Linked DNA regions of Homo sapiens: region 1 is linked to region 2. The links are chromatin loops, found by intact Hi-C in ENCODE. Cell type or tissue: PC-3. All regions are shown on one strand. Links, peaks and the distances in the headings refer to the core of each region. The heading gives the core; the rest is flanking DNA.

Region 1 (15,958 bases), core at 8,743-11,242, 69 kb after region 2:
GTAGGATATATGGAGAGCCAGTTTTAACTAGTTTGTTTACACTGAGCCTAGTGCAAGACAGATCTGTGAGGGGGAGGAAAAGAAGGGAGAGATCAACCTGCCAGCAAGGGTCTATGACTGTTCAAACCAGTTGAACATGCTTATGGAAGCAGGAAGCACCCTGGATGAAACTAGGTCCAAAAATAATGGCCTTACACTGTGTAAGGGTGTCATAACATTAATGTTCTGAGGCTGACCCATTTTGGCAAAGCTTTGCAACAACTTGGCTATACAATGTGGAAGTTTGTGTGCTAACTAGAAATCAGGAATATGGATTTTCATGTCTGGTTGCAGATTATAAGCTTAAAACTGAGTTCTAACGATCTTACAGTCTACTTATTATTGTACAGCATAGCTCAATCCTCTTATTGATGCCTGAATAATGGGAGCATGGTAAAAATATAATGTTTCCCAAGGGTTTCTTCACATCTAAGGGTCTGAAGACATTCTCAGATCCTTGTATTTTGAATTTTGGGGTGTGTGTGTGTGTGTGCATGTGGCTGTTTTCAATTCAATGATGGTATTTAAAATTATTGTTTACGGCTGGGCGCGGTGGCTCATGCCTGTAATCCAAACACTTTGGGAGGCTGAAGCTGGCTGGTCACTTAAGTCCAGGAGTCCAAGACTAGCCAGGGGCAACATGAAGAAACCCCATCTCTTAACAAAGAAAAAAAAGGAAAGTAGCCAGGTGTGGTGGTGCGAGCCTGTAGTCCCAGCTACTCAGGAAGCTGTGGTGAGAGGATCACTTGAGCCTGGGACGTGGAGGTTGCAAGATCACTACACTCCAGCCTGAGTGACAGAGAGAGACCTCATCTCAAAAATAATAATAATAATAAATAAAATAAAATTATTGTTTACTCTTACATAAATGAAAATTTTCTTTTATAGTGATAATTCATAACTGAAAGATGCTTTCATGAATTATGCCATAAATCAGTGTGTTTTAAACCAAGGACTTGACATATTCTTGGTGATAGTCATAAAAGGAGTCTGTTCTTTACTCAAGCATGAGAAACACTATGTAACTTTGGGCGAGTTGACCTTGAGCCCCAATTTCTTGCCCCATAAAACGGGATTTATAGTAACTCTTTCTGAGGGTTGCTCTGGATTAAGTGAAGACAATGTCTATAAAGCATCTTGGGAATTAGGAGGTGCTCAATAAATATTAGTTCTCTTCCCCCTCTGAGCTCCTTTTCCTCATTCTCCAGGGGATATGTAGAAGCACAAAGGAGATACAAGGACTCCAATTATAGAGAGAGTAGTTAGTTTTCTTTCTTCAAGTAAAGAAGTTAGAATGGTTTTAACAAGTTGTTGCCATATGTCAGGCTTCTATAAAGCTGTATGTAGTCACAATGTAACTTCCGTTTCATTGAGAATACATCTCATAATTACATATAGAATGTTTTAGCTAATACAAATGTAACCAGAGTGCTTTATATTTTCCAGCCTTCTGGGCAGTCCTTTTCATTAACAACCAAATAAACATCGTTCAAACCCTCATTTGCTTGCCCACAAGAAAATGAGTCTCCTTCTGGGTATTTTTGAGAGCTCCTTCGAGTCCTGCCTGTTTTATTGTCACTTGCCACTTTTTATTAAACTATCCTCCCAGTTCTTGGTTGTCACTGGCCATTCGATCCCCATACTCCGTGTCAATCTTTCTCCCTCTTTTTCGCAGCTCCCAAATGAGGCCAGAGCCCCTTCTTCATGTCCCAGGGCAGTGTGAAGACAGGTGGACACTAGATTGTCTTAAATTCTCTTCCCAGGCTCCAGCAGGAGGTGTTTCCAGACTCTTTCCTTGGGTCCTAGCCTGCTGTTGGGTTCAGCCGCCCTGTATATTTGATACATTTTTCCTGACCTCTTTCTCTCCAAGTTCCTAGGCCTCAATCCCCTATTACTCTACCTGGATGCTCACAGTACTCAAATCAGGTAGATCTACATAAAGACTCTCTCAATGTTTTTCCTCACAGCTTTAAAGCTGAAATATCTCCAAAGTTAGTAACTAAAATCTGGGTTCTCATTCTGTTAATATTATTAGCTAACAGATTTTATTAACTATTTCTATACAATAATTTCATTGAATTTGGGCTTGATTGGCAAGGGGAAAGATGGGAGTTCTAGAAGATGCAGATATGTATATATACATATGCATATATATATTTGTATTTCTGTGTGTGTATATAAACATATATACACACACACAGAGGGAAATAAACAAGACTGTATAAAAATGCTTGCCATCAGCTCTGCTGTTTTCCTTGTAGCAGCGCTTTCCAAAGCTACTGTCAAATGGGGACTGAGGAAGAAGGCTTCAGTCAATGTGACTATTGGGTCAGTCTGAGTAAACCTGTTACCCTCATGAAATGTGTTTTGAGTCTTATCTTTAATCATGGAATGAAAGGTTTTTGCTTTGTTAAAATATCTTCAAGCTTTGTTGTACAGGTTTGGAATTGTGATGGGGATGCCAGCAAAGAATTTCCTGTACTACTCTCAAGACTGACTGCTATCACTAGGTTGAGATCCAGGCCCAGCAATGGCAATGAGTCTGTGCAAACATATCCCATACAATCTGTATTTGAGAGAATTTTGTGTGTTTGTGACAATTGTACTTTGCAAGCTCCATTTGCCTGGCAGAATAAAAATACCTATTCTAAATTTCCTTTCCTTGAAAATGATAATAGTAAAGCATTTTGCCAAAATGTTTTCACAGGCATCAGCCTCACAACACCTGTGAGGTGGGCAAAGTTGGCCTTGTTTCTTCATTCTACAGATTGGGAAGACAATGCTCAGAGAAATTGATGATCATGGTAAGGCTCAAAGAACCCAAGTAATCTCAGAATTCTTTCATTTGCTGCAGTGCGTCCCAAACACAACACCAGGGTCAGATTCCTGAATCCTGTCCCTAAAAGATCTGGAGTAGGTCTGGGGATCTGCATGTTTGTAAAAATCTCCCTAATAATTCTGGCGCTCAGACAGTTCACCCTAATGAGGTCATAATCAGCAGATAACTGAAGGAAATGCTGACATATCTCGGTGTCTACTGTGATCATCCCCCCATCAGCTCTATGTTCAATTAGATTGAATACTCAATGGAACTGACTGAGAGAGGTCAGAACAGAAATAAAGAAAGCAGAGAAGGAAGTAATTTGGCTCCAGACTGCCTGGGTTCAAATCCCTGCACCTTGACTTAATAGTGTGTAAGCTGGATCAAGTTACTTTACCTCTTTGATCCTCAGTTTCTTCAGGTTTCTGTGAGGATTAAATGGGTTAATCCAGGTAAATCACCTAGAACAGTGGCAGGCACTTAGTAAATGTTATTTATTAGCTATTATTATTATTATTCTAATTTTTAAATCTAATAAAAAATAGAATATTTGACGTTTCATTTTAATGAAACACATATAATCACCAAATATATCAATTGGTGTTCTTTGTATACCAACATAAATCAGCTCTGGCTCACAAAAGCCAAAAGAGGAATTAATAGGAAGTCATGAGACAGCTCACAGAGAAAAGGAAAAGCTGAAGAATTAGATCCCTATTAGGACAGGATCAAGACAGCTATGAATATTTAGATGTCAGGAACCAGTTGACAGTCCCTTAGGGTCCTGTCCTTGGCCTAACATATGGTCTATCCTTGAGAAACATCCATGTGCTGAGGAGAAGAATGTGTATTCTGCAGCTGTTAGATGAAATGTTCTGTACATACCCATTAGATTCATTTGGTCTATAGTGCCAGTTAAGTCTGGTATTTCTCTGTTGATTTGTCTAGATGATCTCTTCAATGCCGAAAGTGGGCTGTTGAAGTCTCCAGCTATTATTGTATTGGGGTGTATCTCTCTTTAGTTCTAACAATATTTTCTTTATATATCTATACATCTGGGTGCTCCAGTGTTGAATGCATATATATTTACAATTCTTATATGCTCTTGCTGAATTGACTCCCTTATCATTATTTAATGACCTTCTTTGTCTCTTTTTGTAGATTTTGTCTTAAAATCTATTTTGTCTGATATAGGCATAGCTATTCCTGCTCTTTTTTGGTTTCCATTGTCATGGAATATCTTTTTCTATCCCTTTATTTTTCAGTCTGTGTGTGTCTTTATAGGTGAAGTGTGTTTCTTGTAGGTAACAGATTGTTGGGTCTTGTTTTTTTTAATCCATTCAGCCACTCTACGTCTTTTGATTGGAGAATTTATTTACATTCAGTGTTGTTATTGATAAGTAAGAACTTACTCCTGCCATTTTGTTATTTGTTTTCTAGTTGTTTTGTGGTCTTCTCTTCCCTTTTCCCTTCCTTTCTGTTTTCCTTTAAGTGAAGGTGATTCTCTGTGGTAGTATGTTTTAATTTCTTGCTCCTTATTTTTTGTGTATTTGTAGTATGTTTTTTGAATTGAGGTTACCACGAGGCTTACAAATAATATCTCATAACCCGTTACTTTAAACTGATGACAACTTAACCCTGATTGAGGGTCCTGTCCTTGGGATGAAAGAACCACACTCATTATTTCAGATAACATGTTACTTATTTAAGATTCAAATTCCAGATCATCTATTGACTTGGCTGAGGTCATGTGCCCACTTCTCGCCTAAGAGATGAAAGAGCATTCTAACTAAAACTCCCACTAAGACTCTAAAGGTAAGTAAGTAAAATCAGGGTACTGTTACTAGATGGAGAGATACATGCTGGGAAGGCAAAGTAAACAGATATGTACCATCTTACTAACCTCCAACCTTGAATGCTTGGAATTTGTTTACATTTTGCCACAGATGCCAAAATAGGTGTGTTAAAGTCCTTTGACTAACCCCATAAGGAAGCCAGTTTGACTTACAATATGCCAGAAACAACATTAAGGATATTTTAAAGCCCAAGACACTGAAGGATTCTTAAGCCTTTAGTTTTTTCATGGGGTATTTGGTTTTTAACTATAGGTATCAATGGCCTAGAAATGTTGCTTCACAGATTCTACAAAAAGAGTTTTTCCAATCTGCTGTATCAAAACAAAGGTTTAACTCTGTGACATGAATCCACATATCGCAAATAATTTTCACAGATAGCTTATTTCTAGTTTTTATCGCGGGATATTTGGTTTTTCACTATAGGCCTCAATGGGCTCAGAAATGTCTCTTCATAGATTCTACAAAAAGAGTGTTTCTAACCTGCTGAATCAAAATAAAGGTTTAACTCTATGAGATAAATCCACAAAAATCTGTGAGATAAATCCCTAAATCTGAGCCCTTCTCTTTAAAAACTGTGTAAGAATTTTGGAAAACAGGCTCGGGAGCATATAGACCTATAAAAATTTCTAGGAGGCTGGCTGTATAACACCATGTTGATGTAGGAAGGAAACAATACCAGAATAAAAGATGAGGGGATGGGCAGGGCCTGGATTCTGTGGCTCCACTGGAAATAGCAATGGGAAGCTTCCAAAGAAGATATAAAGTTTTCAAAAAGTTAAAATATGATTCATACAAATTAAGAATGCAAATGAATAAAGGTTTTATTGAACCTATTAACTAATATGAGAACCAGAAAAACATTATAGCTGGTGCAAAGAACATTTTGAAGAACTGAATATATATCAGCATTTTGAGGAAGAATGCTAGAATAAGATTCCTAGATTAAATAACAAACTGGTAAATATCTTTCAGGAAAATAAAACCATAATCAGCATAACATTTAAGTTCCCTTTTATACCAGACAGAAATAATTTGCATCTCTACTGGAGACAAATCTATAAACTAAAATGTAACTTCCCAAATTCTGGACCAAATAGTAAGTAGCTAGTCTCAAACACAGGTGCATGCCTCTAAGATAACTGAATAATCCTTGATGATGGGCGAGAGCTTATTGTTAAACATTGTCCTTTATGACGAGGAGAGTATGTGAAGAATTCTCTTGATTGTATTTTCAAGCTCTCCTAATGTTTCTTAAGAAAGGGATATCAGCAGAAAGCAAGAACTAAGGGAGAAAGAGCAACAGTTGCTGCCAGGGTATCACAGGTAGGAGAGGTCTCTGCCTAGTGGCAGGAGACCAGAGGGGAGGCCTTCCTGCACACAAGGTGTTCCTTTGTCAAGTGTTCTTGAGTAAGAAACCATAATTAATACTTGCAATGGTGACAAGTCACAGTGGGTGCTTCGTGACTAAAAAAGGACATCAAAAGTCTTGTGTGGGTTACATGCTAGAATAAATGGATTTATTAAAATGTCTTGGTTGGTTAAATACCCTGTGTGCCTGATGCCACAAGAATTTTATTGCATATTATTTAGGCTGCTGTTCTTTTTCTGAAGGAGAAAGCATTTTTCTTTCTCAGCTCTTTGGTTTTTGAAATTCCTAAAAATCCAATTTTCTGTCTTTTTAAGTCCTGTAATTCAAGGACAACGCAGTAGAAATCCAACAATATTATGCCATGATAACTTTATTATCCCAGAATAAAATCATTTTTAGGAAGTAATATTTCTCAAGACATTAAAATGGAATGGATTTTTACTTTCTAGAATTGTTTTATTGTATTGCTCTCTGACACAGGAAATGAGTTCAATGGCCTCTAGGATTCCTTTATTTTATTGTGGTCCAAGGATTCTATATTGATTAGATTTCCCAGATGGTCATATAACACATTTTCATGATAGATTAAAACTGTACATTGTGGCAGATTTTGCCAGTTCTTTTAAATTTCATGTCATTAACACAATTAAAATATAAAATATGTGCTGGCTCATTCCTAAGAACTTTTACAATACCATACTTGTGTTGGTCTCCAAAATTGAAAACCATTTTGTGAGAATAATGATAAAAAATGTATTTTAAAAATTATTGTTTCCCACTAGAGAATAGTTTATGTTTGAATATAAAAAAGAAAAGATGGAGAACAGAATTCCTTGCTATTAATCGCTACACCACAGGTAAACCAAAGACTCAAATATTATTGATGGGGTTAGAGGCCTATGGTATTCTTCACCAAGATGTTTCTTCAGCATCTTTTAGAGCATCTAATTTTTTTTTTTTTTTTTTTTTTTTTACTATGTGTGTATCTCAGAAGGAAACTTCTGGTCATTATTTGCAACTATCACAAAATGATGAAGCCTTTTGTTGTTTTGTTTTGTTTTCCTTGTTGCTAAAAAGTACTGAATAATTAATGTTTAACTTTTCAGGTCACATTTTTTTAAAAACACATATGCTTCTCTTTCTAAATGACCTAAGTTTTATTTTAATGTGTTTTTTAATACATGTATTTTGGAAAGAAGGGAGGGTCCCTTCAAAATTAAAAGCAGATGGTAAAGAAGTTATTTGAGACCAAACTATAAAACTGCTGGAAGTCTACTATAGTTAAATAAAATAAAATTTCATGTCAAAAGCTGGCTTCCAGGAAAATTATTTTGTTTGAAAAAAGACTCAAAATTTCTACTGAGGGCACATGCAATGTAACAGTAATCTGTCTTTTATTCTTGCTTTTGCAAACAGGCTTAGATAAGGGAACTGAAGAAAATGCACTTTGGGATCTACAGAAAACTTCCTAATCCATTTATCCAATAAATGCTATTTCCATCTTCTCAGACACTGTTCCAGATGCTGGTGATAATTAGTGAACTAAGTACCCAAGTTCTCAGTCCTGAGGACCTTACAGCCTCGTAACTGAGACAGACAATAAACAAGTAAGCAAAGAAATTAAAGAGATAATTACAAACCGTGGTAAGTGCTATGAAGGAAATAAACAGGGTTCATGATAAGGGGTAGTGGGGACAGGGAAACACTTTTTATTTATTTCTTCCTTAATTTCTTCAGTGACTCAATGGTCATTCAGGAGCATGTTATTTAATATTTATGTATTTGTACAACTTCCAAAGTTCCTCTTGTTATTAATATATTCAAAGTGTGATTATCTACTCACTATTGTGGTTCTGCAAACTCTCTTTTCTTACCACAAAAGGTAACTGAGTGGAAACATGTCAGTTCCGGGTAACCTATCTACCTTGGGTTGGCTGTCCCATATTCAGATATTTTCCTTGGCATAATAAATAACTTCATATGAGCCAGATTAAATAATATAAGACCATAACAAATAAATATAAGCTAGATTAAAAAATATAAGACCATTATAAATAATATAATACCGTTCTGGCATAAAATGTCATATATGTTAAAATTTTTCTACATAAATCCCATACTTGATAGTTATTCAGGCAAAATTAGGGAGCATCTGAGTGAAAATAAATTTTCTTGAATTAGTTGGTAACAATTTGCTTGAATTACGGAGTTAATAGTAGCAAAAACAATTGATTTTCTAAAATATGTAGTAAACTGAGCATTAAATGAACAGTATCATGGGCCTCACCTTAAATGCTAGATCATGAGTTAAACTGAAACTGAGTATTTTAGATTATTATTTAGTTGACTTCTGAAATTGCATAGCTCAATGGAAAGAGTTGTACTAATTTTGAGGTCAGATAGGGCCTCAATTTCAGCTCAGTCACTTAGCAGCTGAGTTTGAGCAAGTTAGTTAAGCCGTCAGAGCCTCAGTTTGATCATCTGTAAAATGGTGCACCACTATGCACTCCTCAGAAGTGTTTTGAAGATTAAATGCCTGCATGCACATAACAGCATCCAACACATAAGACATGCTCAATAAATGTGGTAGTTTCTTCTTCTTCTTTTCTTTGACAATCTTAAGCTGAAATAATGACCATTAAGTGAAAGAAAACTAAATTAAGTAAAATGTGTTTCTTCTGGCAAGAAGATCAGTTTAAGAATATTGATTTAAGAAGAACATAGCTCTCAGGGCACATACTGCTGAATTCTCTAAGAAACAATATACAAGTATTTGACTTTAGCAATCTTTAAAATTTAGTTGCACTAATGTAGCTGGTGCTGAGATTTAAGTCTTCAACAACCCATACCTTAAAATAGCTTTTAAATTCCTACATTTGAATTATTTTCCACAATGATAACAACCAAAAACCCACAGGTAAATGACAGAACAGTAGATAAGAAGGAAAAATTTATTAACTTTTGTACTTTCAGGAAAAAAATCTGAGGGATTCTTAGAAATATGTTTGAATTTGGGAATATCAAACCTTTAAAAAAGTTACATAAATATATACCCATTACACAGATTTACCCTCTTAACCATTTGCCCCTTGGACTCTCTTGCTCACTCACATTCTCATTTTCTCTCTATCCAGATGGATAGAGAAATAAATTTTTTTCAAACATTTAATGGTAGGTTGCATATAGCCCTTTACCCCTAACTCCTAAATACTACAGTTTTTTGTATTATAAAAAAGATATTCCCTTAGGTACACACAAAAAATACAATAAATTTAACATTGATACAAACTCTATCTATTGTCTTTATTAAAATCTTGGCAATTTACACAATAAAGTCCCCATGAATGTAAGCTTTTCCTTTTTTTTTGTTTTTGTGTTTTGCTTTGGGTTTTGGTTTTTAGTTCCTGAGTTTTTCCCATCTAGAACATGATCCAGTAGGATAATTATATTCGGTTTTCATGTCTCTGGACATCCACCACAAAATTGTCAGATTCAAGGGTCAGGCAGTATGTCCAGATCATCCCCATTCCAGGAGCCCCAGGGAGCCCATTTCCCCAGTCAGGCCCTGCCAGCATGGGCGAAAGAGGAGAAGTTCCTCAGGCTGCCCTCTTCACTGTCCCTGGCTTTGTCTTTAGGGATAGTCAACAAGAAAGTCTTCCATCTCCTCTGAGGAGGGAAATTTCCATCAACAAAATGTTTCTGTACAATTAGGCAAGAATAGCCACATGCTACCACATCCTCTGAAAAACCTGGTCTCTGTTATGTTTCTCATAACCAAGGATATTTATTCTTTCCAAATATATTTGTTCTTCTAGTAACTGAGTGCTATCTTCTGTCTCTACTGTGTTTGGAGTATTGTTTTGGGAATCGCAGAAGTTTGAGCTCAGGGGAAGGAAGGAGTCCTCCTCAGCTCTTCCTGAGTGCCTGCTTTGGCTTCTCAGAGGTGACCACAGGTTGGGAGGGAGGTTGACAGTAGGTTTGCACATCCTCCCTGCTCAGTGGTAGGCAGCCAAGGGAGTAGGCAGCATGGGGCTGCTGGGTCTTTTCACCCACCTGGGTCAAGTGAACAGTGACTCATTCTCAATAGTCATGTTCTCAGGTTACAGACCTTCCCTTCTTCACTCACCTCAGAGAAGGTAAAAAGAGCTCAGTGTGCAAGGCACTGATATGTATGTGCATAGTAACCTGATTATGAGATTCTGTGTACTCACGGTGGAATAAGAGTGGTAAAGCAGTATCTATAGTTTCCTTTTCCTCTTTATGTCAGAAGGAGGACAGAGAAAGGGGAGAAAAAGACCAGGAGTCAAAAGAAGACAAGGACATGCAATCTCTATGTATTTTCATGTAGTGCTGGGTCACTTTCCACCACTAGAGTGTGACCTGGATTCTAAGCTTGATACACAAAATTGACTCTTGACCTGGGCAGGCTCTCCCCACCTCTTCTCCATGCTGCCACCTCCACTCCAAGAAAGCCTAGCTCCATAGTGCGTCAGGAACATAAAAATTTCTTCTGAATACTGTGGTTTTTCTGCATTTTAAAGAAGGTTTCCAATACCTTTGAACCCAGAGCTGCATACACATTTGGTGGGAGTTTGGGTGGTGGACAATATTGCTGTGTTAGATTGTGGGCTGGCCCAGGGTACAGTGTATGATCAGGGTATGTTTGCTTAAGGGTCTGTTGTATCTGTGGTGTTAATCTGTCTGGGAAGCAAACTCTAAATACATCAGAGCAATATCCCTCTGAAGTAGGCACCGTTAGAGAATGAAGCCTCTCCCCAAGGAGTCTACTCAAGGTGCCTGAATTGACATCATTGCTGAATGAAGGTATCACCCAGGTATCAATAGTGGAAACATTCATAGTGCTGCCTCTTTGTGCTTAGTGGAAAATGAGGCAGAAAGTGAGAAATTGGTTTGGGTTTTACTAAATAAAGAGGAAGAAAGAAGAACAAAAGGGGTCAAAAGAATGAACCAGCTGGTTGGAAGGAAAGGTAATGTTCCTATTATCCCCAATCCTGTCTGCTCCACCCACATACAACCTGATCTGGACGCCACCTCCTGGAGCCTCATCAGGCACTGTGAGCATATTGGCACCATCCTGGTGGAAACGTGTAATGGCCTAGTATTTCAGCCCAAAAATAATGTTTATAGAAATATTGTCAGATATGGTATGCCCCTCTCTCCTCTCTGGGGATGATGGCCTTGGTATGTTCCTTCTGGCCATGATTGATGACAAGATGCAGGAATTATCCTCTGTACACAGCTCAACCATCAAGGTTGAGGCACCACCACGTGATTTTCATGCTCTGGCTGGAGCACTGACAGACCTCCTCCAGAGACAACAACAGTTCATGTACCACAGGTGAGTCCTACACCTTGCTCCCTGGAGCAATGTTTCCACAGGTTGGCTTGGGCCCCAGTTCAACACTTTGAAGCCAAAGCAGTCAGAGATACCAAGTGGGTTCTCAACCTTGCCTACTTTTAATCATTTTTCTGTCCATTGGACTCTCTTACTTCATGTCATCTGGATTAAAGCCACAGACTTCAAGGGATGTCAAAGAAGGCAAAGAAGCTATCGAGAGAATGGAGCTACTAGTTCTTTATTTCTTTTTAAGTTCTTTTTTTTAAAGTTCTTTTTAAAGTTTTTTTTTTTAAGTTCTTTTTTTAAGTTTTTTTTTTAAGTTCTTTTGATGATGAACTTAAAGGAAACTTTTTAAGTTCAGAAAGGCTGAGTTACCCAATAAGTGAAAAATCTGGTACTGGGGAACTCAGGGGATGTGACTGCTTGTCTGGTGATGTTTGGCATGAACAGAACAAAGACACCTAATCAAGGGCTGAATGATTCCTCCAGGAATATAATCAAAGTCATCCGTGACCTCCAGGTTTTTGCTTATCTCTAGAGACATAAAGAAGATGAAGCAATCAGGCAGAGTTTTAAGACAAAGGAGTAAAGAAAGGATTTCCCCAATCTTACTCTGCTTCCTGCACTGTGTTTCTCCTTCCCAGGATCCATCCCATATGAAAAAGCAGGAGGACAGGCTGGGCGCGGTGGCTCATGCCTGTAATCCCAGCACTTTGGGAGGCAAAGGCGGGCGGATCACGAGGTCGGAAGATCAAGACCAGCCTGGCCAACATGGTGAAACCCTGTCTCTACTAAAAATACGAGAATTAGCTGGGTGTGGTGGCACACGCTTGTAATCCCAGCTACTCGGGAGGCTGAGCTGAGTCGGGAGAATCGCTTGAACCCGGGAGGCGGAGATTGCAGTGAGCCAACATCCAGCCTCTTCACTGCAGCCTGGCCACACAGAGCGAGATGCCATCTTAAAAAAAAAAAAAAAAAAGGAGGACAAAACTCATTCACTGCATACCAGTGGGAGAGATGAGGAGCTCTTTCTCATGTAAAATAAAATGTTGAAGCAAATTTTGTGCCTAGACCTAGGGCTCACCGTGTTGCTTAATTCCACGGGTCATTTTTCACTTCATATAGATGACTCTGATATCGAATACAATGTGAATGGGCTCCCTGGAGTCATAGGATACTAAGCTCTATACCCCACACCTAATAGAGGGCTAATAAAAAATGCATGAAGGGCTAGGTGCAGTGGCTCACGCCTGTAATCCCAGCACTTTGGGAGGCCAAGGCAGGTGGATCACCTGAGGTCAGGAGTTTGAGACCAGCCTGGCCAACATGATGAAACCCTGTCTCTACTAAAAATACAAAAATTGGCTGGGTGTGGTGGCGGACACCTGTAACCCCAGCTACTTCAGAGGTTGAGGCAGGAGAATTGCTTGAACCCGGGAGGCGGAGGTTGCAGTGAGTTGAGATTGTGCCATTGTACTCCAGCCTGGGCAACAAGAGTGATCATCCATCTCAAAAATAATAATAATAAAATAAATAAAAATTTAAAAATGCACGAATGGGCTGGAGCTTGGGGATGGAGTGGCTGTGGCCTACATATTTTGGGAGGTTGGTGTTTTAATGTTATAAGAATGTTTTACATTCTTTTATTTATTATGAAAGAAAATAGAAGCATCTAGCTGAGGCTCCAAACAATCACATTTTAACATTTCATCTGCCATCATCAGAATAACCCTCTAAAGAAATTTCCTTTAAAATGTTCCTCTTCAACAAATGTCCACATAAAACTTGTACATGAGTCTTCACGGCAGCATTACTCATAATAGGCAAACAGCAGAAACAATAAAGTGTTCATCAACTTATAAATGGATATGTATACTTATAAATGGATATTTACAAGTTCATCAACTTATAAATGGGTATGTAAAGTAAGGCATACCCATACAATAGAATATTATTTGGCAATAAAAAGAAATGAGTACTGATACATGCTACAACATGGGTGAGTCTTGAAAACATTACACTAAGTGAAAAAAGTCAGTAACAAAAGCCTACATATCATGTGATTCTATTTCTATGAAATGTCGAGAATAGGCAAATCCACAGAGACATAAAATAGATTAGTGGCTGCCTTGGGAGAAAACAGGGAATGACTACTAATGCTGCTAATGGGTGTGGGGTTTTGTGTTGAGGCGATGGAAATGTTCTAGAATTATATTTGCTGATTGCTGTACAACTCTTTCAATATATTAACTTGATTAATTTATACACTTTAAAGGGTAAATTTTATGGTATGTGAATTATATTTCAACAAGGCTACTATAAAAAAGTTTCCACTTTAGATGCAAAGCTCAGAAGTACAAGTAAATAGCAATTCAACAAAGCAAAAACTAAATGAAAAAAAGAAAACACTGCCTGTACCTCAAATAAAGATGGAAAAGAAAAATATCAAAATTGGTTTTCTTTGAGTTGTGGAACTCTCATCAAATTTTTCTTTCTACTGTATTTTCCACATTTTAAAAAATAGGCATGTATGAATTTTTAATGAAAAAACAAACACCAAAACTAAAGCACATAGAAAAAAAAAAAACAAATAAGTACACCAAGAAGTTAACAGACTTTAGCTTGGGGGAGTAGGATGGTGATTGATTTTTAATTTCTTCTTTTTGTGTGTCTTTATTCTCAACTTTTAAATATATAAATAGGCATTACTCACTTAAATAAAGGGAGAAAATTCCTGGATTATGGACATGGCTGAGCTCATTTTCATGTGCTCCCAGAGGTCTGGCCAAGGTGCCATAGGCCTTCATGGAAGGGCGTGCACCATCATGCTAGGCTTGAGGATTCCTGAAAAAGCATACTGAAGCTCTGGAAGGAACCATTCATGACCAAAGGTAGAAGACGTGACTTGCCCACGTAGAAATTAGTCAGCCTTTAACATGTCCATTTCGGTACAGCAGTACTTGCTGTTCATCCAGCTTTGATGCTGAGGATAGCCGGCAGTCCAACATAAAGGTAGCTCATCAGTAAATATCTCCAAAACTCAGAAATTTCATTGAAGACTGGTTACGGCGATTATGAGTAAATACTTTTATCTTCCCTTTCTTTTATATCCACTCTTTCATCCTTTGCTTAGCTAATTTGTATCCCTTCCAGTCTCATCTTAAGTCTTCCGAAGCTTGCCCTGACCTCTCTCTGTTCACCTCACCCTTTCTCTGGTTTGAGGCTCCTCCTATGTGCTCTCACAGCAAATTGCACTTCCCATGTCACAGTATTTATTGCTTCAGAAGGTAATTTTCTGTTCAGTTCTCTGCCTAACTACATCATGCGCTACCTGAGGCAAAGACAGCTGTCTGTGTTGTTCACTATTATATTCCCAGTACCTAGTTTAAAATAAAGAAGCTAACATTTACTTGTGGGATGAATGAATAATATGTGTATGGCTCTACAGGAAGCACTGCATCAGTCTCATATCTTCATTCTACACAGGAATTGGGAAGGCACGCTGGATTAAAAGTGGTCTTCCATGCTAACGCAAGACATGCCTTCTGGATGGGTAGTGATACACAGACTGTGTCTCCAACAGAAATCTGGAGAACTACAAAAACATGTGGTCATTTGAATCTATCTCCCTGTTAGCTAGGGAGAGCTCAATTTTCATTCCAGAGAATCATCTATGTTATTCCTATTGTTTGAGTTATTTTGTTTTTGTAATTGAAACCTGAAAAGGAATCAAAACACTAACAGGAAGCATACGCTGCTAAACAACATCAAGGGCTGGGGGCAGGGAAGAACAGACGGAAGTAGAAAAGGGAGAATGAAAACAAACAGAATAAAACAGCATTCCAAAACGCACTCTTATTCTAAGACAGCAGGAAGCTATCTGACTGTGGTTCTCATGATGTAAAACATTTGACAAGTTGGCTCATCTTCAAGAGAAAAAAAATAATACAAACAACTTCTTGATTTCAATCTAGACTTTTTCTTGGACATCAAGCCGAAATATATATATATATATAATCTTTCTTTTTCCAAGCTGGGATCTTAGCCAAAAAAAGAAAACAGAAAATTCTGAAATTCAGTTTTCATTAATAGGATTACGTCATATAGGTCGGGCATGGTAGGTTCCACCTGCAATTCCTTGGGAGGCCGAGGTGGGTGGATTGCCTGAGGTCAGGAGTTCTAGACCAGACTGGGCAACATGGAGAAACCCCATCTCTACTAAAATACAAAAAATTAGCTGGGCATGGTGGTACACGCTTGTAGTCCTGGCTACTCAGGAGGCTGAGGCCCAAGAATTGATCCAACCTAGGAGGCAGAGGTTGCAGTGACCCAAGATCACACCACTGCCCTTGAGCATGGATGGCAGAGTGAGACTCTGTCTCCCAAAAAAAAAAAAAAAAAAAAAAAGGATTATGTTACATAGGCTAAACATAAACACTGAGAAACAGTGAAAAGACTGGATGAACAGAATATCACCTTCAGAATGAACAGAAAAAGGTTGGCTGTTTATCCTG
Region 2 (15,958 bases), core at 8,447-10,946:
TGAGGAGAGTCAACTTTCCTCCATATTATACTCTGATCTTGTCCTCTTTCCCTGCTCTATCCCTTGGGACTGCATTTATTCCTTGGCTCCAAGATCACCTTTAGGCAGCTGATTCTGTATAAGTTGCTATTTCTAGCCTTGACTTCTCTACCTAGCTACAAACTCATGTTTCCAGTTGTTTGTATCTGAACGGCAGTAAAACTAAAACTGAAAACATCATCTCATTCTCCTTGAGCCATCTTCTCCTACTACATTGTTTCTGTTAATTTATTATTCTTGTATTCAGCCGTCTTTTCCTACTACATTGTTTCTGTTAATTTATTACTCTTGCATTCAGCCAGAATGTACCTTGTGGTCATCATACTTTTTTTTTTCTCTTGTTCTCTTATATCCCGTTTTTCTAGAACCGTGTTGTCTCTGTTTCTGATATGTAAATTTTCTGCCTCTGAGTCGTCCTAGTCCAGATCCTCATTACTTTTCACCTGGGTGGCTTAAATTGCTCCCTGTTATCTCAGCCTCTCTTTGCTGCATTCTAAACTATTCCCTGTTCATCCGCTTTAACCTTCCAAAAGTTCAGCTGAAAAACATTTGTTCCCCCATTCTCTATAAATTTCAAACTGAGACATAAATTCTAAACCAGTATTTGTAACTGCTATACTGTGGATATACTCTTCTCGTTTTCCTCATCACCTGCCAGTGCTGCACAGGTACCCACTTTGTATTAGTCCATTCTCACACTGCTAATAAAGACATACTTGAGACTGGGTAATGTATAAAAGAAAGAGGTTTCATTGATTCACACTTCAGCATGGCTGGGGGGGCCTCAGGAAACTTACAATCATGGCAGAAGGAGAAGAAACACATCCTTCTTCACTTGGCGGCAACAAGAGCAGAGCAAAGGAGAGGGAAAGCCCCTTATAAAACATCAGATCTCACTATCATGAGAACAGCATGGAGGTAACGGCCCCCATGATTCAATTACCTCCCACTGGGTCCTACTCATGACATGTGGGGATTATGAGAAATACAATTCACGATGAGATTTGGGTGGGGATACAGCCAAACCACATCACTCTTCTTTGGCCAAACTAGACAACTTTCTTTGTTTCTTTTCTTTTCTTTTCCTTTCTTTTCTTTTTTTTAATTAAAGGATTTGATAGAAATGGATTATTCCCAACTATGCATCCTTTATGGCCAAAGACTTACTTATTCCATATTCTACATAAAGTCGTTTTCTGACAGACTAACAGGATCTGTGATGGCTAGCATTTTATTTGATCCTTTTTTATTCCACTTAACATGAGCCCTAATAAAGAGATGGGCTCATGGCATACACTCAACAAATGTAGTAGCTGACAGCCTTTACCAATAGGCCTTGCTTTAGAGTTATTAGCATGCTTATCTATTCTGTCTGCTAGATTGTAAGCTCCTAGAAAGTGAGGATTCTATTTTATTCATCTCTATAAGCCCTCACAATGGTTTGTTCTGGGCCTCGAATAGACAACCAAGAAAGACTGTTAATTTAAACTAAAAACTGTATTGGAAAATCAACTTAACACACCAAGAAATTGTGTTCCCAGCCAATATATGAGCAGAAGGTTGAAATTATTATTTGATCTTAAATATCTTGTTAAATTTGCATTAACCACTAGATTATGTAACTTTATCTTTGAAACGTCATAACACCTCTCTTACAAATGTTCCATAGGCTGCTAATGGCTGGGGACTTGGAAAAGAGGGGTGGGAAACAGAAGAAGGAAGCTTCATATGCTTATAAACTCTATTGAAAGTGGAAAAAGTAATCTTAAATCTTAGTCTTAAGAACGTCCCCATAGACAAAATTTGCAAACATAGTTATTTCTATTGCTCTTTAGTACAAGATTTCTTGCAAGAGACAAGGCTTAGCTTTGCCTAATTATTTAAATTGAACAGTCAGTAATAAATGTTGGTCTTCTTGGGCTTCCCCACAAGCTGACAATGAATCATCCTGGTCTATATTTCTAATTTATCTTGGAGTCTGAACTCACCTACAGAGGGATGGGAGACTACTTTCTTCAAAAGGACATCTTTGGTTTCCCCTCAGCTGGTGGGATACATATTCAATTACAATGATGCTGGGATTTCTAAAAATGTAGAAGAACTTGATACTGTAACAGTTGTCGAGTACCTTGCTTGAAACAAATGAAATCTAAAAATGTAGGTAAATGAGTATGAAAAATATTCACCATTTGTATCTATGTAGGAGGCATAGGGATCACTTCCCACAGCAAGTTGCTCTAGCCTAGGATACTTTAAAATGTAATTCAAGTTGTAAAATGTGATAGACATTATTATTTCCAGAAAATATCTACCAAATTATAGATTGAAAATCAATTGTATATAAGTCACTGTTTTGTAGATCCTATTTCAAAATCAAGCCACAACTACGTGAAAGAACTTGTCTGGGTCTTCAGAAATGATCCAATATTCAGGATAATTGTTGTTTACTGTGAAGGGCAGTCAAAAACCAAACCAGTTCTGAGTATTCAGATTAGCTCAGTGTTTCAGAGGTTAAGCGCTGGAGGCAGGTGTCTAGGCTTAGATCCCAACTGTATCCCCTAGTAACTACATTAGCTTTGACAAAGGTATCTAACCTCATTACGCATCAAGTTCTCATCTATGAAATAAGGATAAGCGTTGCCTTCCTCAAAAGCTTACTATGAACATTAAAAGAGACTGTACATAAACGGCCTACTCCAAAGCAGCCACTCAAGCTACTTTAGCTATTTTTAATTCATAGCAGTCGGTTACTCTATCAAATTAAGCTGATAACTATGCTTCTTTTCTTTTTTTTTTTTTTTTTTTGGCACTGAGGTATTTGGATTTCTATGGCTTTTTAAAAACAGCTTTATTGAGATATAATTCACATACTATACATTTCACCCATTTAAAGTATACAACTGAAAGGCTTTTAGCATGTTCAGAGTTGAGTAGCCATCATCACATCTAATTTTAGATCATTTAAAAATATTTTTTGCTTAATTAATTAATCTTTTAAAAAAATTTGTCATATTATTCCTGCCTCTTACAATTATTGCTAGGTTCTCTGTAAGTATATGTTGAATGAAAGAAGAAACCACTTTATTACTGGAACTGCCAGTATTTTTGAAGTTGGAGAAATGAATAAAATGTAATTAGCATGAGGACAATTCTGGATGAGTTTTTTCTTCCTGGCTGTGTCACAGGAAGTCTAAGACCAATCCAGCTTGTAGAGCAGAGAAAAAGCCACAAAAGTATTATTTTTCAACAGCTGGCTTGTAGGTTGGATAGTCTGCCCTGAGAATAGAATGAGTCTCCTGATCCAAATATATATAATATTTTTTAAAGGCTTGGGGGAGTAGCAAGGGCAACCCTATACTCCTAGGTGGTGTACAGAGTAGTAATAAAAAGTCACAGGGTGGGAGATCGTGAATGTCTTTAAAATTCTGAGGTCTGAAAAAGAACTCTGGATAAAAAGTACCTTAAGGTACATTACTTCACTTTAAGGACAGGGGAGTCTATTGATGTTTATTTCATCCCTAGCTAAGCAAAGATTGACTAAGATCAGCTATCCATGACTCAGCATTTGAGGGAGAGGGTTCTATTTAGTGTTAGCTTGGACAGGACACAGAAAGTTAGTACCTGGGCAGGAAATTTAAACCCTAGCAGTGGTATTCCAAGGCCGTGGTTCTGAGGTTGAGGTGAGATGGGCTAAAAATGAGATCAAATGGCAAATGAAGGAAAACTGGAACTACTTCACAAACTTGCCTAGGTTGAGTTCTGTTCAAAACACCCACAAACACACATTCACCAACATTCACATTCCTTGGTTCATACACACTGATTGAAAACATATTAGACTTTGGATTTTTCTTAAATAAATCAATAGGTTTTTAGCAAGCTAAACATGTTTATTGTTAACAGTCACCAGAAGTTTCTTTGGACTAGTTCAGGCAACAGCTGCATAAATATTTCTCACACTGGCTGTCTGCCCCACTCGCCTTTTTTGCAGGAAAGACCACATCTTTTTTTTTTTTCCAGTTTAGTTCACTGGTTGTATCTCATGTGGACTGACTAAAGAATGTTATTTCTAAAAGTAGGAGTGTTCCAAGTATAACTATGACTTCTGGCAACTAAAGAGAGGCCACTAAACGATTTTTTCCCTCTATTTTGCTGATTCCAGTTCATCCTTCAAGACTTAGCTCAGAATATTCAGTATTAAGAAATGAAGACCCATATAAATAAAACCATAAAGTAACACAAAGATTTGAATAAATGGAAGACACGCTATTTAATGGAAAGAAAAATTAAAAGGTTTGAAGTCAACTTTTCCAAATAACATTCTCTGTATTGCCAATCAAAATCTCAATGAGCTCGTTAAGAATTGACAAAATGATTCTAATGTTCATATAGAAAAATAAAAATGCTGGCCGGGCGTGGTGGCTCCAGCCTGTAATCCCAGCACTTTAGGAGGCCGAGGCAGGCGGATCACCTGAGGTCAGGAGTTCGAGACCAGACTGGCCAACATGGTGAAACCCCGTCTCTACTAAAAATACAAAAATTAGCCAGGTTTTGTGATGGGTGACTGTAATCCCAGCTACTCGGGAGGCTGAGACAGGAGAATCGCTTGAACCCAGGAGGCAGAGTTTGCGGTGAGCCGAGATTGCACCACTGCCCTCCAGCCTGGGCTACAGAGTGGGACTCCATCTCTAAATAAATAAACAAATAAATATGCTAAAAGAATGAGGAAAATTTTGAAAAAGAATGAGAACTTGTCCATGCATGTTATAAAGGTAGAACTGGTACTGACCCATGAATTTCTAGACTCCAGTGAGTGCAACAATAAGGTCTAGAAATAGTACCACATATACATGTGAATTTGGTATCCCATAACAGCTATTTAGTGGGCTCTTATTATATGTCATATATTATTTCTAAGCCCTTTACATACACTAATGTATGAATCCTGGAAACAACTCCAAGAGATACATAGAATTTTTATTCCTGTTTTATAAATGAGAAAACAGATTCATCCAGTTAGTAAGTAATGGAGCCAGTATTTGATCCAGGCAGCCTAACTCCAGCACCTATTAATTACTATACAGCATTTTATATCAGCAAGGGAAAAGATTATTCGACATAGGTAACTAATATGAACCCCACTTTATTTCTTATATCACAGCTAATTCTAGATGGCTTAATTTTATTTAAATAAAACTGTAAAAGTACCAGGGAAAAATATGAGTTTTTTAAAAAAAAAACTCTATGTGGAAAGACCTTTTTACAGCCCACCCAAAACTCGAAATCAAAATAGAGAAGACTGATAGACCCAATTCATAAATATTTTTAAACCAAAATTAAAGTCAAATAAGCAAAGAGGTGAAATAGCCATAGTGCATACGACAGACTAACATTAACATCCCCAGCATACAAAGATCTTTTACCAATCAGATGATGATAAACATGCCTATGAAAAACATGTATAATTCATAAAAATCAGAAAAATAGGCAAGAAATTGAAAAGTTTAACCTTACTGTTGATTAAAGAAATGCACATTCAAATAAAAATTCTTTATCAGATTGGCAAACATATAATAGATTGACAAAATCTGATGTTGACAAAGGTGTAGGAAAATGGTGATTCGAATTGGCACAACTTTTCTGGAGAGAATTTTGGCATTTATGAATCAAAATTTCAAATGTGTATAACTTATGATCTAGCAAGTTTTCCAGGGACCTGTCTGTGGAAATCATTGCTCAAGTACCCAAAGCTGTAAACACAGTGATGTTAATTATAGCATTATCTAAAACAGCAGAAAAACAGAAAACAACCTAATTGTCCTCTGGCTAAACAAAGGCATAAAGTATGATAAAATACTATATGGCCACGAAAAATTGTAACATGATTTTAAACGTATTGCTCTGCAATGATATCCAGGTTATATTGTTGAATGAAAAATTATCAAGATACTGAATAACATGTGAAGTATGGCAACATTTTTATAAAATTATGGGTATGCAAACACATGTACATGCATGCCTGGAAAGGTTATTCACTAAAATGTCAACGGCAATGATCTTCGTGAAGAGATTTTGGGTGAGTTTTACTCTCTTGTTTATATTTTCATGATTATTTGGAATTCTTGAATGAGCAAAAAAAAAAAAAAAACAAAAAAAACCACTACCCAAACAGAACAGACACAACTGAAGCATGTCTTCTCAGGAAGCCTTCTCTTACTCCAGGTTGGTCTGGACATTGCCCTCTAACCTCCCATAGCAGCCTATACACATCACCACAGCCCTTCCACATCACAATATAAAGATATTTATTTGTATGCTTTGCCTTTCCTTACAAAACATCAGTAAATACATCTGATATCCTATTATTTTGTTTTTCCTGTGCTGAGCTCAGTGACTGACACATAGCAGGCACCAATGACTCAACCTATTTGGGAATTCAAACTAGCCTCCCCTAAAATTATATATTGTAGGAGGGAGTAGGTGTGAGTTTTATGAGATTAAGATGTGTATTTTTCCCCAGTAGTTTTCATAAGCTAGATAAATTGTGGGGAAATACAAAGTAATGACCTATTTATATGGATCTACCTTTAAGCAAGGTTCAAGGTCCCACTAAATTAACATCCTTCAGAATTCTTATTGGAAGTACTGCTGTTTAAGTCTTGCTTGCTACTGACACTAACTTGATACTGGGAATATGTCTACTTTTCTGAAACTCTCACTTCCTGTATCTGCAAATTAGAAATGAGAATAATTCACCCAGCAACAGGAATGACTGGCGATGAGGAATAGCTAAGAGCGTTTGCTCGAGGGCTCTATTTTAAGTATGCCTCAATTCAGCTCCAAATTTTCCAGTGAACTCTATTTTGACATTGAAAAACAATGTTTTGGCACTACGCTATATTCAGAGACTTTCACAATAAGCTCCTCTTATCAGTTCACCATGTGATGTTTTCCTTTAGCCAGATCACTCATTTTATTCTGGGGTTAGCACTTTTGGACCATAGTTACAGATATGAACTGTGGATAGAAACGGTCTCTAACTTGTAACTATTATTATTTAGTAACGTAAAATACAAAATACATGGAAGAGGGGAGTAGGTAACATATTGGGGTACCCAGTATGTTACCTACCCAAAGGGTTAAAAGGAACCCCCTAACTGAAATTATTTAAAAGCTGAAAGACCTAAACTCCCTATCCAAACTGTTAATATATTCATAACCATATTTTAAGGGATGGTGTTGGTTTTGTGGTGTTGATGATTCTATTACTGCTTTTAACAATTCAAAGACATACTGGTATTAAATGAAGTTACAGCTTTACCCATTGTTAGACTAACCAGAGATAAGCACTTGGCATTATTTCCATCCTTAGGTCTTCAAGTAGTTATCTCATCATTAGTTTGTTTCCCTGTGTTTAGAAGGGTGTGATTTTCACACACTCCTCCAGCCAATGAAAACACCAGTTTTTAATAAGCACGTGAAAACTGTGACTCTTATTTTATAAACGTTGACACTGACAGGTTGATTCATGTCTGAGTATTTGTTTGATCTTTGGAAGTTAAACTTGGAATTTCTACAATGTGTTATGTTAAACATGTGTCACCATTTTGAACATAACATATTGCATAAAACTGTTTATAAGACCTGTATGCATTGCTAAGCATTTGTTTGCTTAAAATCAAAGATCTAAGAGTTTTAAGAACTGCAAAACATCTGAGAATATGAATGATATGCTGCCAGGAAAGAGAGAAAAACAAAGGACGATTAGAACTGAGAAGAGTGAAAAAAAAGTATCAGATGCAAATAACCTACAAGCCACAGTCAACACATTTGCACATGAAGAAAACAGTATAACATAATTTATAACACATTTTGACATATATTTATATTATACTTCAATTAACTTAGTTCTAAGATCATACAGTCTTTTCCTTCTTCTTTACACAAATACATATTTCACTTTTAAAAGAGGGCAGTCTTACAGTCAATTTAATGACTATTAACACATCACAATAATAGACTTTTGAAAAAGTCTGCTTATATCTTCCTAAACCTGTGTTTCCAAATGAATGGTATAAGTTGTTCTCCCATTAAGTCAACCACTGGGCTCATTAAGATATGTATTTGAGAAGAATGAGCTTGTTAGTAAACGTATAGATAAAAGATTTAGGTAAGGATTAGGACCTACTAAAGTGACTGCTGTTAAACCAGCTACATCTAATTCTCAATACTACTAATGTAGCTCTAAGCAACCTAAAACAATGACCCACTGTGAAAGATAAGTGATTCATCTCACTTGTTGCTTACTCCCTGACCATTCTCTCAGGTTTTATTGGTTACTGTATAACTTTTTATTAGTTATCTTTCATGATTTCAAATAATAGGCTTAAATTCTCTTTATTTTTTCATTAATTTTAGGAAGTATCTCAATTTCCTCTCCACAAAGTGAGAACGTATGAATGCTCCACTATCCTTCACTTCTTCTCACCTGTAACTCCCAGGTTTTGTTAACTATACCTGACTTTTAAATTACTGGTATTTATAACATTTACAGTATACCCTATCTTTGTTTTATGAAGTCTTGGGTTTTTTTGGTTTTTTAATATAAAATCTTGTGGGTTGTTTGTTCGTTTGTTTTAGAGACAATATCTCCCTCTGTTGCCCAGGATAGGGTGCAAGTGGTGCATCGTAGCTCACTATAGCCTCAAATTCCGGGCTCAAGTGATCTTTCTGAGTAGTTGGGACTACAGGTGCGTATCACCATGCACAGCATATTTTTTTTTTAATTTTTTATTTCTTCAGAGACTGAGTCTCCTATGTTTCCCAGACTGGTCATGAACCCCTGGCCTCAAGCAATCCTCCCACCTCAGCCTTCCATGTAGTTGGGATTACAGTAGGCATAAGCCACCATACCTGGCAAAGTCTTGTTTATATAAAGGCTTTTAAAATAAAGCCTTGTTTTTAAATAAAGTCTTGGTTTTTAAAATAAAGTCTTGTTTTTTTAATAAAGTTTTGTTTTATAAAGTCTTGTCCTTATTTTGTTAAGTCTTCTAAGCTTTGTTTACTGGTTGATTCTAAAAGTTAGAAAGGAATAGCATATAGAACATTATTATTATGTTGATATTATTCACTGCAAAATCAAGTATTATGATTAAACCTCAGGAGAAAGAAATGTAATCCTATGTAAGGAAAACTTTGCCACTCAAAGGAAATGATTTAAGAATCAAAGTATCCAGGCACAGTAGCTCATGCCTGTAATCCCAGCACTTTGGGAGGCTGAGGTGGGTGGATCACTTGAGGCCAGGAGTTCAAGACCAGCCTGGCCTGCATGGTGAAACCCTGTCTCTATTAAAAATACAAAAAAACTAGCCAGACATGGTGGTGCATGCCTGTAATCCCAGCCACTCGGGAGACTGAGGGAGGAGAATCTCTTGAACTGAGAATCTGGAGGCTGCAGTGAGCCGAGATCGTGCCACTGCACTCCAGCCTGAGCCAGAGTGAGACCTTTTCTTAAAAAAAAAAAAAAAAAAAAAAAAAAAATCAAAGTAAACTTAATTTTCTTTTCTTTTACTCCAGTAATTCCTCAGCATCATGCCATATGAAACAGTTTACTTTGTTTCATGTCTGGAACATGACTTTCTTGTACAAGTTTTTGTGTTTTTCCTAAAGTTTCTTGTTGCTTTTTTTCCAGATTACACAAGAAACATATAAACGCTTCATCATTGCATTAAGGTAGTCCAGCTTCTCCTCCTATGCTCCCCACCCCCCGTTCAGCTCCTCTGTTTATCTGCTCTCTCTTACTTGATTTCTCAATAGAAAGGTATTTGACATCCTAGATTAATCTTTATGATCTCTCACTTTTTTTCTCTCATAGTTACTTTGTCTGTTTGCTCTACTTTTAAACCTAGCCTTTTATTGAATGGAGGGAGGGAGGGGCAATCATATTTTTAATTTCCTCTTGTTCTCTTTTTGCATAAAACCGTGTACTTTCTTTATAGATACCATTCTTTCATCAATCTCTGAGGACATTAACTAGAATTTTTTAAAATTTTTCTTCCCTAAATAACCTGTTTTTGTTGGTCTATGACTTTCTTTTTTCATCTTAGCCCTATCTGATGCTGCTGGTTTTCCCCAGATATCTGGCCATCAGTGGTTATCTGCACAAACTCATGAGAGAAAGACTAGATTGATGAATTCAAGTAGCTCGTGTGGATTTCCTCTGTTGTTAAGTGGGGTTTTTCTTAACAGATATCACACCGACTGGAAGGATTTCTGTGCTAGTGGGCAAGTCATGTCATTGGGTAGACTTCTTTAAGATACATGGGCAGAGAGCGCAAAAGTAAATCAGGGTTCCACTCCCAATATCAGAACAGGAGGGTGTGCTCTGGGCAGGGGTTGTGGTGGGGCATACCTTCACCAAGAGTACTACCCCCATCCTAACTGTTAACTTGCTTCAGCCATTCACTTGCAAATGTCACCATGTCAGTTTCACTGCAAATGTATTCTGCATGGGTGACAGGAGCAGCTGTTTTTTATAGATCCTTCTGCCAACTTTCCTCACTGGTTCTCCTTATCTGTCAATCTAAGCTACTCCGGAAAGAATGGCTTGTACCTGTGTTACAGCCTTTTGTACTAGGGCTTATGTATCAGTACTCACTCATCTATTAATACTTTTTTTTTTTTTTTGAGACAGAGTCTCACTCTGTCACCCAGGCTGGAGTGCAGTGGCATGATCTCGGCTCACTGCAACCTCCGACTCCCAGGTTCAAGAGATTCTCCTACCTCAGCCTCCTGAGCAGCTGGGACTACAGGCACATGCCACCACGCCCAGCTAATTTTTGTATTTTTTAGTAGAGACGGGGTTTCACCATATTGACCAGGCTTGTCTCGAACTCCTGACCTCGTGATCCGCCCCCCTCGGCCTCCCAAAGTGCTGGGACTACTGGCGTGAGCCACCGCGGCCCTATTAATACTTTTTTATGCCAGAAATGTGTCTTTGATCTGGTGATGATTCCACCCTAGAAATCCTCATTTGCCATAAACAAATAGGCCCCTTAGGATATTAAGGATTTTCTGGCACTTCTCATTAGACAAAGCTCATGCCAGGGTTATGGGATATGGAGGAGAGAAAGCCTTTGGACACAGACAGAAATCATTTTAGATTCTGTTCTGCTACTTACTAGCTGCACAAGTACATGATATTTATTCTAAAACTGTTTCCACAACTATAAAGCACAGACAATATCTTTTTCACTGAGTTATGGTGAGGACTAAATGAATAAAGTGTTGACAAATAATGGATGTTCAAATGTTAATTCCTTTCCACTGGAGTGTCTTTACTTAAATACCTGGGATTTAATAGGTAAGAAGATATGTATCTATTTAGTTAATACATAGTATTAAATAAAATATTAAATCTATCATTGGCATTCTTTTAATTATCTTCACATTAAGCTCAAATATTACTTTAGATAGGACTTAATATGTGCCCATGTCCTGCTTGAGATCACTTATTATAAGGTCTTTATAACATAGTTCTTCAAAACATGGATTTCTTTTGAAGTGTTTTAGTTACCATAAAATATATCTATTCTCTTACATCTTCAATCTATTTAATTAGATTAACTTCTGTATTATCATCATTACAATTGTATACATTAGTTTAGGACAACCACCAAGTTGATTTTGAACATATTTACTTCAAAAACTTTGCAGTGCACTTTTCTCCCAGCAAAATGCAATAAGGAAAATGTTCAAATAGAAAAATATATACTAACCTACATAGAGGCCAGGGTAAAGAACATGAAAAAAAAAATAAAGCACTTACTTGTGTTGTACTTTGATCTTCCATTTGTCCATTCTTTAGATAAAATACTTACTCCCTTTTGGACTTGAAAACAAGCCTCCTTATAAGGAAAAAAAGTCATTTAACTTTTAAAGTGTGACTAAGTGTAGCCAGTTCAGACTTGTGCTAATTCTGTATGTGTTGTCACAAGGTTCTTCTAACTTTTCAACTCTATTCTTGAATTGCTGTCCTATAAAAGAAAAATTTCCCGATAGCAAAGATTTTTCTGGAAGGTGGATCAAGAGGAAGACAACATTATAAAAAGAAGGAGCAATACTTAACTGACATCATAGAGTTTGAAGTATCATTTGAGAGAGAAAAGTAAAACTCAGTGATCTTTTGTCTTGGCTGAAAGGAATTGTGGACTAAATTTATTTTTAATCACAATAAATATTAATATTAGACTAGATAAGTTGTGTATCTATTTTCCTCTGTTCTATTAAAGTTTTAAATTTCTATATCAACAGTCTTAATGCAAACGTGACTTTTATTTTAACCTTCCTTAGAATGTGGGGAAAAAATACATAATAATAGTCAGCAGACAGAGATAAGGAAACCGAATGATGATATAAAAAGATTTGTTTTCAAAACTTCAGTAAAAACAAATTATAAGAACAAACCCTAAGCTGTTCACAGTGGGTACTTCTGAGGATTCAGGGAGTGGGATGGGAGAAGTGGACGTTCATTCTTTAAAATTTGGTGCTTTTTTCTTTTTCAAAACAGGAGTGCACCATCTTTATGATTCTGGCAACTTGAAAGCTTTTTAATTTTTTTTAAACGTCATTATCCTATAGCCCAATAGTGCAAACACATGGACTAAAGGAACTATGTGGTAGAATTCGTACTTACATCAGTATGGCAAGTAATAAATACATAGATCATTTGACCTAAAGGAACCTCCAATAAAGGATGCCTAATAGCTTAATACTCTTTACCACAAATGTCTGCCCAGTTCTTTCTTGTTCTCCTTACTTTGCAGTTCTTGTCCATTCATTCTGCTCTCTTCCTACACTTAGTAGCTTTAATTAAATTCTATCTCCTTGCTCACAAACAATCCCCTGAGAGAAAAGCTTTTAAAATGGCATGTATTTTGTTTGGCTAGCAAAGTATTTTTAGCACTTTCAAATAAGTTGTCAATATTTAAGAATTTGGAGATCCCAGGCCAGAGGCAGTGGCTCACGCTAGTAATCCAGCACTTTGGGAGGCCAAGGCAGTCAGATCAACTGACGTCAGGAGTTCGAGACAAGCCAGGCCAACATGGTGAAACCCCTTCTCTACTAAAAATACAAAAATTAGCTGGGTGTGGTGGTGGGGGCCTATAGCCCCAGCTACTCGGGAGGCTGAGGCACAAGAATTGCTTGAACCCAGGAGGCGGAGGTTGCAGTGAGCCCAGATCATGCCACTGCACTCCACCCTGGGTGACAGAGTGAGACTCTGTCTCAAAAACAACAAACAAACAAACAAACAAACAAAAAAGAATCTGGAGATTCCAGAATCCCCAGCTCCTCTTTGAAGATCAAAAGATCTGACAACACAGGACCCACATTCCAGCATGGCAATGGGGAGTGCTTACAGCTGACCCGTTAACCTGGGTGTACCCTATTACCACTCCAGTAGGACTGCCAAGGCCATGTGTCATTTAGCATGCCTCTTGTACTGTCTTTTGTCTTATGGGAAACAGTAAAGTAATTTCTTATTTACACTTTTATTTTCTTAAAGGGTAGGGAAAAAGGAAAAAAAAAAAATCAAGCCAGATTTTCCAAAAAAGGGGGATATTTCTTTATAGAAATGAAGATGATTTACCTATGTTTAATATGCAAACAAAGGGTGTGTATGCTGAAAGAACCAACTTAATAACTGTAAGAAGCCTGCAACAGAGAAAAGCAGGAAAAAAAATGTAATGAATTTGTTTTTAAGTGGGAACAAAATTAAATACTTCGGTAAAATGCAATTACATATAAAACGAGTATTTTCCTATTTCAAATCTACTTCATTCATTTTAATGACCTAATTGGCTCTGCAGTTATTTGAGTTTGACCCCATATTTAGAAGCACCCCCATAACACAGCCACACAGGTCACCTACCCCTGCCCTACTTCTGTGGTCTGAGGAAGTAAACAACAAAGGCTGTCCAGACCAGCAGTGATTCTTTTCCACTTCCTTCCTCTTCCTGCTCTGAGCAGTAGTCTGCAAAGGTAAGAGCAACAGCTGTAAAAATTCCTATTAACTCTTCAACTCCATGCTTCTTCTTCCTACACAGGGCCTCTCTCACTAGATGCACAGAATGGCAAAATGCCCATATTAAGAGCTGAGGCCTCCCCTTGCTAATGTGGTTCTGTTCATTTTTCAAGGTCATAGGCCTTCAGTTACAGCTGCAAACATTCAGGACAGATCTTCAATCCCAGCCTTGACCCCTGTGGGAGGGAGCAGAGAGCCAGTTCAAGACAGCAGCCAAACCTAACAGAGGCATCTAGTTTGCACAAACATCATGAACAGATCAGTAGCTGCAGGGCGATGCCAAATGCTCTCAAGTTCTCAATTTTAGGAGAAAGGAAAGGAGGCTCTGATCAACTATGTCTGAGTCCAGTCTGAATCCCTAGGACTGATAACAGTTTAGATCAAGTCCCCAATAAATGTTTCCTTTATGCAGAATGTGGCTCTACTCTCTCTAGAGGCAGCAGACATCTCTCCTCAGCTCCCCGTCATTACTAAGGTCCAACCTCTAGTAAAAATGCTGCCTTGTCTTGTAGTTCACTAAGTAATTCCACATGGCTTCTCTTATTTCATTCAACCAGGAAAGTTGAAAGGTAGGTAGGGTTGTTTTTACTATCATTTCCAATTTACAGAAGGGAAAATAGAAGTGAGAACTTAAAAGTGCTTAGTGTGACATATTCAAAGTCAAAGAAAGAGTGCTGGGCCTCATGTCTACTACACTTTTATCCAGTCCACCATAAACTAGAAATATGAACAGGGAGATAACACTAAAAATCATGACACTGTAGCCCTTTATAGAGAAAAACAAGTTACCCAAAACAGATGTTCTGTAACAAAAGCCTTGTTAAATAATTGGGGAACAGAATTCAGGAAAAATTAAGATTTTCAAAATATTTTTATATAGAAATTTTTTACAAAGATTTTACAACATAGCAAATCATTATGTCATACTGTAGAAAGATGAAGCAAAGGATTAAACTCCAAGGATAAAGAAAGTGCTCATAGCAACGTATTGCAGTCTCCATGAAAGTGCATATAAACGGTTAAGGCAAAGTACCATCTTGGTACAGACATGTTGCAAACTGACTTTTAAAACAATTTTTTAAAATATATACAAACTTTTTTTCTTCTATTCTTCTCAAAGGCATTTGAAAGGGATACTTTTATGAATATTCTTGCTGTAGAACAATGTAGAAATAACTTCTGGGTATAAAACAGTAAAAATAAAAATATTCTACCTGAGTGTGTTAAATCAAGTGATTTGTAAAACAAAACCTTCACAAGTGTGGGCTTTCTACATGTAACTTGCCAGGCTGAAGGCTTACACCCTCATGTTCTACAACACAGATCACTAATGATGATAACATGAGTTAAATTGGGATTCTTGCCCTTCTGTGTGGCTTTTGGCTTCTAGGTTCTATGACCAAACTATTGACATATTTGAAGTCTGTATGCAGTCATTGTGTGATAAATCTACTTTACAGCTTTGCTTCTACCTGCAGCTTACATGATAACCATGCTGTGAAGTGCTACATATGCTTCATACAATATGTTGCCCCATCTGATAATAAAAATACAAAGGTGCTCTTTAAGCTAAACCATAAACCTTATTAGAGAATTCTAGTTAAGTGTTTTGTTTTTCCACATACATGTAAATACCTTAAGATCAATAGGATCAATAAGGATAATATTAGTTATCAAAATTTAGTCTTCATACTTGAAGAATTTGTTTTTAAAAATAACTAAGATGCAAAAAAATAAATTAGCTAGTCTTGAACAAGAGTGAGTTTTGCAGAAAACTGACATATCTGAATTCTAGTACAGATAAGAATCTGTCAAATGATAACTGAATTCACGTGA

Evidence for each region. Hi-C counts contacts between places; a loop is a spot of excess contacts. Peaks named below come from ENCODE experiments on the same cell type or tissue, not always from the same donor. Only the 100,000 strongest peaks of a DNase experiment are listed, where the experiment ranks them.
Region 1: it touches region 2 in a loop (3-fold over the local background); 2 of 110 quality-filtered maps call a loop at or near these places.

The regions. Positions count from the first base shown.
Region 1 is chr2:189,614,702-189,630,659 of GRCh38, forward strand. No RefSeq gene overlaps it. Among named protein-coding and RNA genes, the nearest start is that of ASDURF, 39 kb to the right of the region's middle. In PC-3, for the core only: no CTCF peak of the experiment used is centred there; a DNase peak (open chromatin) is centred at 10,170.
Region 2 is chr2:189,545,616-189,561,573 of GRCh38, forward strand. It overlaps SLC40A1 (solute carrier family 40 member 1), which reads right to left. Exons shown (of 8, transcript NM_014585.6): 8 at 14,975-15,958. Among named protein-coding and RNA genes, the nearest start is that of SLC40A1, 27 kb to the right of the region's middle. In PC-3, for the core only: no CTCF peak of the experiment used is centred there; a DNase peak (open chromatin) is centred at 9,826; H3K4me3 peaks cover 530 bases; H3K27ac peaks cover 1,202 bases.